3 separate regions of the Homo sapiens genome follow, and all the other regions are linked to region 3. The links are chromatin contacts, found by Hi-C in ENCODE. All regions are on one chromosome and are shown on one strand. The core of a region is the stretch at or near the end of the contact, and the rest is flanking DNA. Distances in the headings are between cores, read along the strand shown. Region 1 holds the start of CDYL (chromodomain Y like). Region 2 holds the start of FARS2 (phenylalanyl-tRNA synthetase 2, mitochondrial). Region 3 holds the start of SLC35B3 (solute carrier family 35 member B3).

What was found. A loop is a pair of places that touch in the nucleus more often than their neighbours do. Pooled maps may share reads with other maps.
Region 1: a loop to region 3 is called in a map of CD4-positive, alpha-beta T cell, with 7 times the contacts of the local background. The contact joins the promoter of CDYL here to the promoter of SLC35B3 in region 3. A Hi-C loop is called at or near these places in 4 of 168 maps with a recorded cell type or tissue (CD4-positive, alpha-beta T cell, CD8-positive, alpha-beta T cell and naive thymus-derived CD4-positive, alpha-beta T cell) and 11 of 50 pooled maps.
Region 2: a map of CD4-positive, alpha-beta T cell shows a loop between it and region 3 (5-fold over the local background). The contact joins the promoter of FARS2 here to the promoter of SLC35B3 in region 3. A Hi-C loop is called at or near these places in 3 of 168 maps with a recorded cell type or tissue (CD4-positive, alpha-beta T cell and naive thymus-derived CD4-positive, alpha-beta T cell) and 7 of 50 pooled maps.

The regions. Positions count from the first base shown.
Region 1 is chr6:4,774,634-4,778,103 of GRCh38, reverse strand. It overlaps CDYL (chromodomain Y like), which reads right to left and starts at 1,700. Exons shown (of 7, transcript NM_004824.4): 1 at 1,297-1,700. The coding sequence starts at 1,320. It overlaps CDYL-AS1 (CDYL antisense RNA 1), which reads left to right and starts at 2,678. Exons shown (of 2, transcript NR_183279.1): 1 at 2,678-2,832; 2 at 3,347-3,470. RefSeq lists silencers at 1,349-1,898, 1,919-2,548 and an enhancer at 2,356-3,009.
Region 2 is chr6:5,260,263-5,263,843 of GRCh38, reverse strand. FARS2 (phenylalanyl-tRNA synthetase 2, mitochondrial) reads right to left here and starts at 2,331. Exons shown (of 7, transcript NM_006567.5): 1 at 2,184-2,331. LYRM4 (LYR motif containing 4) reads left to right here and starts at 2,894. Exons shown (of 3, transcript NM_020408.6): 1 at 2,894-3,196. The coding sequence starts at 3,111. RefSeq lists silencers at 2,814-3,033, 3,094-3,403.
Region 3 is chr6:8,434,023-8,437,745 of GRCh38, reverse strand. SLC35B3 (solute carrier family 35 member B3) reads left to right here and starts at 2,201. Exons shown (of 10, transcript NM_001370479.2): 1 at 2,201-2,403. It overlaps LOC100506207 (a long non-coding RNA gene), which reads right to left and starts at 2,123. Exons shown (of 5, transcript NR_038980.1): 1 at 1,568-2,123. RefSeq lists enhancers at 1,804-1,893, 1,974-2,053, 1,994-2,163, 2,364-2,423, 1,920-2,461 and 1 more.

The sequences.
Region 1 (3,470 bases), core at 451-2,950, 3.7 Mb after region 3:
TAGAAGGAAAGCTCCTGAGAACAGGGAGATTTTTCTTCTTTTACATCCCCAAATGACCTAAAATAGTATCCTGAATACAGCGGGGCACAGCTAATGTGTAAAATGGTTGAAAAGAATGGAACATTTTCAGTACCAGCTAAGGTATACTGACCACATACAATGTAAGGAGAAGCAACAACCTTACCCTTAATTCTACAGATGGCAGCTTCCTCCTGAGAACTTCTGCAAACACTTGCTCTTAAAAAGCAACAAAAAAGTTGCTAGAAGACTAACATCGCAGACAACAAAGCTCTATTCTATGCCAACAGCAATAATACGCCCATAAGAGAAGACAACTGAAAGGATCCCTGGGGCCACAGGGCTCTACTTGTTACAGATGCTTCCTTAAGTCCCTCAACACCCAGGTCCCTAAACGCATCATAAAGGTGAGTCTAGAGAGTCTTCGCAAGTTTTAAGTCTCTTAGGAACTTATTTATAAATACATGTGAAACAAGAGAATCATTTATCCAGAAGAACAGAAAGCCTTCCAAACTTCTGTACTCCCAGGAAGTCTACTTTGAAATACGTCAAAAGAAGTTACATGGAGACATACAAAACATGTCTAAAGATCCAAATTGGTAACTCTCAAACTTGAAGCTGGTTTAAACCCATCGACCAGAACTTACAGTTCTGGCTATGCCCTTCTCATTTGCAACGCTGCGGCGCAAATGAATGACGGTGTATCAGCGTTAAATTTAAATTTCCTGGCTCTGGCCACAATGCTAACCTAATTAAAGCATGTGGTCAACGTTTAGCATTTTCGGTGCGAGATTTTGCATCGCTTTGGCGAACAGCAAAGTCGAAAGCGTTTGCACCGGTCTTCTCCCCGCCACCCCCCGACCAGGGGCAAAACCCTCTCCCAAATGCTTTATCAAATGATCCAGAAACCCCCCCACACCCCACCCCCCGTACCGCCCACGGTCCCCGCCGAGCGGCAACGGAGGCACCACTTCCACGACCCACGCCAAGAGCACTTTGAGCTCAGTCCGAGCAAGTCACTTGTGTCAGCACCACTTCCCCACGGCTGGGACCCCCCCCCCCACCCCACGCCCGGCAACTTCAGGACCCCCCGGCCGGGGCCCCTCGGAACGGAGGCTCGGGCTCCCCTCACACACATTTCCCGTCCAGCAAACTGCGGCCGCGGCGGGGGAGGGGACGCGGCGGGCGCGGGCGGCGAGCGGGGCCGTCGGGCGGCGCGGCCGGGCCGGGAGGGGCGGCGGGCGGGGGGCGGCCCGAGGCCGGGGGGAGGGGAGGTACCTCGTACAGCTCCTCGGAAGCCATGGTGGGCGGCGGAGTTGCGGGCGGGAGGGGCAGGGTCGGGGCGGGCGCCGGCGCCGGGCGGCCGACACTTTGTTTCAGTTGGGTCCTGCGTGGCCTGCGCTTCCTGCTCCCGCGGCCGGCCGGGCGCTGGGCACGGACGAGCCTCTTGCACTCCGCGGCCAGTGCGGGCCGGCGGCGCGGCGGGGTTGTGCGCAGGAGCAGCTACGCAACGCGCCCTGGGCGCCCCGCGCTCACTCCCCGGCGGGCCGGCTCGCGCTCGGGCTCATCGCGCCCCGCCGCGGGGCCGGGCGGGCTGGGGCGGGCGCGGCGGCGTGCGGGCGGCGCGGCCGGATCGCGGCTCCCCTCTCCGGTGTAGTGCAGAAAGCTTCCTACTTGCGACCAAAAAACCTGCCCCGGCTACTGAGCATGCCCAGTGCGGCCGCCCGGCCCTGCGGAGCCGCGCTCCCGCGCTCCGGGTTTTCGGGCCGCCCGCGCGGGAGGGGCGGGGCGGCGGCGGGGCGGGGCAGCCGAGGGGAGCAGTGGGCTCCGCTCGGGGCCGAGGCGGGCGGCCGGCGGGGCCGGGAGCGAGCCGGCAGGAAGGGGAGGAGCGGGGCAGTCGGGGGCGGGGCCGCGAGCGCGGGGGGCGGGGTGGTGGGCGGGGCTCCGACTTCCCCAGTCCCGCTTGCGGGGTCGGCCTGGCCCGCGGCACCGCCCCCCAGCCCGCCTCGACGTGGGCGCTTGCGGCCCGGCCCAGGGCAGGCGGGACCTGGACCTCGAGGTTCGAGGCGCAGCGCGGTTGTGCACACCAGGACGGGCAGCGACGGACCCGAGATGGGGCAGGGAACCATGCGAGCGAGCCGGCCCGCGTCTGGAGCCCACCGCCCCGACGGCAGCGGCCGCGCCGTCTACCGCGCGCCTCCCTCCAGGAGGAGCCCAAGAGGCGGCCTCCGTGCGCCCGCCCGTCCGGGGCCGGGCCAGCCCGCGAAGGGCCGGCGGCGTGGCCAGGTGGAGCACCCACCCCACCCCATGCCCGCCCCACCGGCCGCCGCCAAGACCCGGAGCCCGGGCCGCGCGCCCCGCGGGGTGGCCCGGCGAGCTCCGGCTGGCACGCTGGCTCCGCGGCAGGCCGGGGGTGGGATCCGGGGGGCGGGAGCCGGGCGCGGCGGAGGGCGGCGCGAGGGCGCGGCTGCCTCCGCTCTGCCCGCAGCTCCCCCCACGCCAGGCCTCTGGGTTCCTCTCGGAGCGTCCGCCTCCTCCGAAGCGCAGCTGGGAAGGGACCGAGTCTGGATTCCAGGGAGGTCCGGGTTCTAATCGAACGAGGCTGTCAATGGTGGTTCCTTTCGCGGAACGGTGTGGACTACACGACAGGCCCTCGCTCAGAACAGCGAGGGCTGGCCCGCGCTCCACTTCCCAGGGAAGATCTACTGCCAGGGCACACCTGCCGGGCCCTGGACGTGCCCCATCGGTGGCGAAAGAAGGGGCTTCCTGACCCAACTCCCCCAGACAGCCGCCAACTCCGATCACTCTGGCCGAGTATGCGGAACTTCCCCACGGGGCACTGCAGAGGCATTAGTTCACCCTCTCCCCCAGGCCCTGCATCGGGAAGCCCTCGCCAGTTCCTCCATGTCTCCCCGGGCATCCTTCGGGCCGCCTCACTCCTCCGTGCTCCATCTCGCTCCAGTTCCTAACCTACCTTGGAGCCACAAGGCTCCTCCCACCAGTTTTCTTCCTAAAGCCCTATTCGTTTGTGCCCCCCAACAGCGTTTCAACAACCACGGGGCGTCTCACAGACCCCGCGGTTTCCTGTCCTCCCCACGCCCAGGAACAAGCACCACGCCAACCCTTAAGTCACTGCGAGTCGAATCGCCGTTCCCCTTAAGCGGTGCTTCTACCTGCGGTCCCCACCGTTTGAAACAAACTCCCAGCTCAGGGATCACCTTAAAAGGATAGCCTTCCTGACTTCCAGGGCCAAATCGGTAACTCCCTCTTCAAGCGCTGCCTAAGCACTCACGCGTGCTCACTGCAGCACTCGTCTCTGTATTTTAAGGTTTGTCTACTCTTCACCCCACCCCAACTCCAAACGATGACCTTCAGTCAGACTTCATCTTCAAATTTGACGCTGGCCCCTAGCACCATTCTCTATACAGGAAATAAGGTGTTGTTCAATGAAT
Region 2 (3,581 bases), core at 1,082-3,581, 3.2 Mb after region 3:
TAAATTGTTGTTACACTGTTTATTATGATTAGAGAAATTTCTCTTCACAAAGCATTAAGTGGTCATTAACAACCCTAATTTTAATAGAAGGTAACACATGATCTTCCATAAAGAACTACAGGTAGTCGATAACTTTTGATAAATGAATACTAAAGAAATTTTTACGTTTTGATGCCTAAATGGTACCTCCTGTTTTACAGATACTCTCTAAGAAAAATTTCAACCCAGAATAGAATGACTATTAAAGGACGTATGTGTAAGGTCCATTCTTCAGCTTCTGGCCCAAATCTACTTACAATCTCAAATCGAGTTATTTTTTTTAAGTCATCTCCGCAATGAAGATGTGCAAAAGTGAGATGTAGCTACGGAATGATTATTTTCTTTTAGCCTCTCCAGGCAATGATGTCCAACACATTGGTAAACCATTTTAAATAAAATAATAAGGTATTTTTATGAAGACTTGGCTCAGAATTAACTGGGAAGCCTATCACTTTCCTAACTGCAACCATTGCTCGTACTAACAGAGGACTAAGCTACCCAAACTATTTAAACTATACATATTTATTTGGAAAAGTTTTATTTGATTACAACAAAGTTGAGTAATTTAGATACATTAATTATGTACGTTAATGATTAAATTCCTTGATAATTAGGTAGAAACAATTGTATATAGTAATTATTCCAACTTTACTCTCAAAAGCAAAATATAATAAAATAATGTAATCTTTGCTATTTTTAAAAAAGCCAAAATAATCTTCAAGTTTTTCCTTTTCACTCTGATAGCATTCTCTATCAGTAACTTGCATTAATGTTGTAGCTTTGAGGTGCCGCATATCATTTCATATCACTGGCACACAATAGTGTATCAAGAGAAATCAGCTCTGAATCTTACTCTATAACAATGTGCAATTGCCTTGGTCTTGGATCCTTTAAGAAATAGCAAAGGGAAAACTCAAAAAAGTCCTTTCAATAAAGCAGAGGCTAGATTTGCTCAATGACCTGACCAACCAGGAAGTAATAGAAGTTTTGCTATCCTGTTTAAAAAATAATAATAAACAATAACAGACATGAGATTTTCAAGAAATCAGGGAGGAGACTTAAAGATATCTTAATAAAAGTATTTTCTCTTCAGTGCCTTTTAAAAAATGTCATTGCATCAGGATTAGTAAGAATATCTGGATGCAAGGACACCAGGTTGCAAGTACACTAAAGAATGGTAAGGTCAGAGAAGTGTTTTTTCTGCCTTTAAAGTTCCTGAAAATAGAGGCTGGGCGTGATGACTCACACCTGTAATCCCAGCATTTTGGGAGGCCGAGGCGGGCGGATTGCCTGAGGTCAGGAGTTCGAGACCAGCCTGACCAACATGGTGAAACCCTGTCTCTACTAAAAATACAAAAATTAGCTGGGCGAGGTAGCGCGCGCCTGTAATCCCAGCCACTCAGGAGGCTGAGGCAGGAGAATGGCTTGAACCTGGGAGGCATAGGTTGCAGTGAGCCCGAGATCCCGCCACTGCACTCCAGCCTGGGCGACAGAGCGAGACTCCATCTCAAAAAAAAGAAAAGGAAACAGAAAAGTTCCTGAAAATATAAAGTTGTTTAGACATACAGCAGGTATATCGTTTCAAAACCAAATACACTAAAGCAGATGAGAACACAACCGTGACCAAGTGGTTCGGAGAAAGATGGATTTTAATGCAAAGTTGTTTTGTTTTCACGCATAACGTACTTCTCGCTGTGCTTGAGTGCAGAAAGGTGTGGTTCTTCCTAAGGTTGATTACATAAAGCAAGATTCCAAAAACAAGAAAAGTGCTTTGCAAACACAGTAACTAGGACTGGCTGAAGCTTCCTGCGTCCAGTGCCATGCTCAAAGATCAGAACAAGCAACTTTATCCACCACTTTAATAAGATGATTCAAAAAAGCTGCAGTCTTCTGAAGAAAGCCATGGTTGAAAACTTGCTCCGCTTCTTGGAGAAAGCCTAAAGCCCTAAAGGTCTCTAATTATTCTCCAAAGTCTACAACCCAAGCTGCATTTTATGCATTTATTAGGTTACAAAACCACGGGAACTCTTCACTCAAAAGCAAAAACACATCCGGAAAGAGGAAAAAATCCACGGCCAATGTAAACCCCCTACAACACCAACCGCCCACGTCGTACCCCAGGCTGCAATGAGGCCGGCACTCACCCACCGCTCGCCCGGGAAGCCCAGACCCAGGTGTTTCAAAATCAGAAGTACGGCAGGCTCGTTCGCTCTCACGGGCAAGAATCTTAAACCCCAACTTCAGAGATACCCGCGCACGCTGGGCGCTGCCATTTTGACAGAAAGCGGGCCTGCCCCAGAGGCCCCTACGCAGGTCGCCCTGAGCAGAGCCGGAGTGCCACAGAACCCCTAGCTCATCACCTCCACACCCAGACGTCGCATCCCCCGGCCTGAGGAATGCCAAGAAACCCCACCCTGCCGACCAGGATCAGGCGAAATCAAGTCACCCTTGAAATCCCGCAAACTCTCTCAGGCAGCGCCGAGGGCGACCGCAGCCGGCGTGGGAGGGGCATCGGCGGTCAGGGGCGGGGCGTCGGTGCGGCGGCCTTCGGTAACCCGGGCAACGCGGCCTCCTGGATGTAGGAAGGGGCGCTGCCCCCGAAACACAAATGTCTCCGCCAAGACCCCAGACGGTTCCCAAAGGCTCTCCGTGATGCAACTGCACGTCCCTCGAATGCCTGGGCCTCCGATATCCGTCCGCCAGGAGCTTGGCTGGATGCACGGGCGGCCAGTCCTCTTATTTCCCCGCCCTCCCGCCGCGTGGAGCGGCTGCTGGGTCCCGAGCCTCCGGGCGGGGGCGGGATCGGGGCGGGGCGGAGGCATCTCCCTCCCAGCACCGCCCCCTTAGCTGCCCCGAGCCCTGCCTGCGCCCGCCCCCGAAGCGGCGCGGGACGCCTGGCGCCGTCCGCGATCCGCAGGGCTGCCCGCTTAGGCTTAGGCCCGGCCCGCTGGCAAAGCCGAGCCGCAGCATTTTATTTCGTTCGTGGTTTCCGCACAGGCTGGAGTTTCGTGGGTTGGGTCGTACTTGGGACCTCGGCGAAGAGGACCCGTTTATTTTTTTTTCTTTCCAAAATGGCAGCCTCCAGTCGCGCACAAGTGTTATCTCTGTACCGGGCGATGCTGAGAGAGAGCAAGCGTTTCAGCGCCTACAATTACAGGTGACCCAGCGGGCACCGGGGGCCGGGGGCGGGGGGCCAGGGGCCGGGGACCGGGGGTGCGGGCTGACGCGGAATATCCCCGGGGACTGGGAGCCACCGTGGTTTGCCGGCGGCTGCGAGGCAAGGACCGGGCTCCGCCATCGAAAAGCGTGCTCCTGCCTACAGGTGTGGCCTCTGAGACCTCGGGGAGGAGCCTTTCTTTCTACCAGGGGAGACGTTCATGTCTTGTGACGTTTTCCCCCTAAAGGCTATCTTGGTAGTTATTCTAGGAGCATGATTAGTGTTATGTTTCTGCAGAAGAGAAAAAAGGGATGGAAATCAGTCATTTGTGAAGTTAAGGCCAGTGTGTTGCATATGTAAAACTTCCCTTGAGCACTGGAAGAGT
Region 3 (3,723 bases), core at 952-3,451:
CTCACGCTTATAATCCTAGCACTTTGGGAGGCTGAGGTGGGTGGATCACTTGGGGTCAGGAGTTCGAGACCAGCCTGGTCAATAAGGTGAAACCCCATCTCTACTAAAAATACAAAAATTAGCCGGGCATGGTGACAGGCGCCTATAATCCCAGCTACTCGGGAGGCTGAGACAGGAGAATGGCTTGAACCCAGGAGGCAGAGGTTGCAGTGAGCTGAGATGTGCCACTGCACTCCAGCCTGAGCGACAGAGTGAGCCTCTGCCTCAATCAGTCAATCAGTCAATAAAAAACAATTCATAGCTGCAAGTCTTTAATTTTGTTTACCACGTGGTTATCACAGGAGTAAATGGGAAGTATTGTAAGAGAGTCGATATTTATTAAACACCTACTCTATAATAAGTACTACTCCAGATAGTCTCTCCTACATTTCACATTTGACATGTAAAAATATTTCACTGACATGGTAGTCAGAGAAGAGCCAGGTGACATTTGAGCAGTGACTGGAAAAAAATGAGGAAGCAAGCTCTGTGGACATCTGAGAGGGCAGTGTTCCATGCAGAAGGAACAACAGCTACAAAGCACTGATGCTTGCTGTGCTTGGGGGCAATTAGAAAAGCTCTGAAGTGTAGCTTGGATGTGATCCATCAAGAATAAGTTCAGTCTTAAAAGTCAGGGTAAGAATTTTGAACTTTAATCTGAGTAAAATGGTAAACCGCTAAAAGGTTCTGCACAGAGGAGTGGCATATTCAGGTTCTAATGGGATCACTCCAGCTGCTGAATGCAACTATGTAGAGAAATAAAGGGAATGCAGAAAGCTATGCTCACGGCTACTGCAATTGTCCAGGCATGAGCAGATGGTACCTTGTAACACCTCTTGTACCTTAAGTTGTTTTATACTGCCATTTACTTTCTCATGGAAACCCCTAATTTCTTCAGGACAGGGAGCTCATACGCATAGTTTACGATATGAGCTATACATATGCCCATTTAATAAATACTTGATAAATAACCACCATATAAATGGCTAACAGTAGTACTAAATTCACATTATACAGTGACGATATGGCATCACTGAAAGGTTTTGTCATTTACTATCTCTTTAGGAAATTTAAGTTCTCTAAGCCTTAATTCCAACATTCCTAAGTGTTGCTAACACCAGCCTAACAACGTTGGCAAGTATTAAACGAAAATGTCTACCCAGACCTTTTTTTCTCACCACCAAAGTAGGTGCCTTGCTTTCTTACAAACCCTCGATCCCAATACAAGACACAAATGCTACCCTTTCTGAAGAGTGCCTGTAAAATTTTAAAAGTTGTCCATAACTGACTGGATTCTAACATACATATTAATCCAATTCATCCCTTTCTGGTATTCAAGGCATGCTTTCAAAAATTGTCCATCTTCGTTACAGTAATATTTTCCTTAATTATTCTCTGAAAACAGCTCATCCCCAAACCGTCTTGGTTTTTACGTTATTACATCTCAGTGGTGATGGATGAGGCCCTAAACGCGGGGAAAACCTTTTACAAAAGTTTTGATGGCTGGTCCTCAAGCTTTGAGATTTACCTTCCAAGAATTAAGCAGCACTATCGAAACAATGCTGGCAACATTTTTATGAGGTTGCAAGGACCACGGTTGCTGCAGCTACAGGATGAGTTATAACGTCAGAAGCAACCCAAGCGTTACTTCAGGCCCATCTTCACCGGAGAAGCCCGTATGAATCAGGCAAAAACATAAAAACAGGTTCTGTGACTTTGCCGTATCTCATTTAGATCAAGTAGCACGCAGAAGGAAGACAAGGATTTTAAAATCTGGCTCCAACATTCTCCACTTGGTCGCGTTCTCAAATCTCAGCCCAGGGCCGCTGACGTAAAGTCGCCTCTCTCGTGGGCACCACGGGCTCGAGGGTAGCCGGCAGCTGAAACCCGAGGGGCTTCAGAGGCTTGGAGGCCAGGAGCAGGCAGAGCGCCGATGGGATAATGAGATTCTCCAGCAGATCGGCGCTCACCGACCTACTCCATTTCAGTGGGTAGAGGTAAAGGCTGAAAGGCGACCCTCGCACCGCCCGGCCCACCTAGGCAGTGCCGGCCTAGCGTCTCTACCCCATAGAGCATGCGCGGGAGGTAACGGCCCGCCCGCCACCGGCCACACAGGCCTGTCGGGAGGCGGGGCCACGCGTCTGCGCACGCGCGCAGGGACACATAGGCGGAAGTGGCCTGCGGGCGCCGGAGTTGAGAGTGCTTTCCGGGGAGGCGACCGCCGCGGTGGAAAGTGCAGGAGTGGGCGAGGAGGAGGAGGAAGAGGAGGTGATGGCGACGGACCAGGGGAGGGGGAGATGCTCCGTCTAGCTCAGACGCCACGCAGGCTGCCGTCACCCTTCCGGGTGACATACCGGCCTTGGGGTACGCGTGCCTTCGGGGCCTTTCCTGTGTTTGGGACCCAGATCTCCTCTCCTCCAGAAAACCTTGACACTGCCCATCTTCCTCATCCAGAAGGAGCGTTCGAGGAATGGATGAGGTCGGGATGGAAGAAACGGGTGATTCCCTTTTTTGAAAGAGCGGAAACCGGCCGGGCGGTTTCCAGGGAGGAGCATCTGTTCCTCCTCGCCCGTTTTTCGCCCTCGGGCTGGCGAGAACTCCCTCAGGTCCCAATCCGTGGACTCGCAGGGGTGAGGTGACCTCAAGGGGTCTTTTACGCTGTTCTCGGGGTCTCTGGAGAACTGTCAGTCACCTGGATACCTCTAGACTGTATTTACAGTTAACTGTTTCCTCGTTCCGTGTTTATTAAATAGGGGCACTCCAAGGTACTCTTTTCTCCATTTGGCTTGCAGTAGAATGTGATTGTTCTGGCTGGGCTATTAAGTTTATGGCATAAACTTCCACTAGAAGTTCTGCAAGTTTCCTCCAGTCTTTGCAACTGAATTATCTCTCCCGTCTTTTTATTATTTAAGGAATATTGAAAGTAAAAGATGGAATGATTTGGTGCGCTAACAAAATCTTAAGTGTTGAGTATCTGCATTTTTTCTACATTAGGATATCAGAAGCCTAGAATTGTTTTTTGATTAAACGTTTTTCTAAGTGAATTGAGATAGTTTGGAACTTGGAAGAGAGGCAGCATTTCAAAATAATTTAGACAGCGTTATTTTTACTTAATTACTTAATATATAAAGTCCTAGTGTTAACTTTTTCTCTTGGAAAAAAAAAAGAATAGTCTTCAAACATTAGCACAGGGTTTCTCCACCTTTGTGTAATGATGTGTGTACAAAGAAATGAGATGGAACTTTGTTTTTTCTGTTTTATAATCGTACACCATAGGCCATGATTGATTCCGGAGCGCAGTTAATCAAGGCATAATGGCATGGTAAGATTCTTTTATTTGTAACGTTGAGTGTGGCAAAGTATAGTTAAAATCACGTTTTTTCAGGTTAATGACACCGTAATGACTTTTTTTTCATATTCTACCTTTTTTTGGTGTGGGACTTTTGTCCTTCAGGTCGGAAAACTCAAAAATAAACTGAAATAATTGTGACTTCAATAGGTCATTGTAACTCAACATTATCACTAATTTTAATTTTTAAATATACATTGTATGCCGGAAATGCTACCTTTTTATTCCATTTTAGCAGTTGAAGTTGAATATCTGTGTTGAATTTAGGAAGAGGCCTCAGGCAATTATACACACCTGTGATTTTTAAAATATATATATATATATTTTAGTTTCAC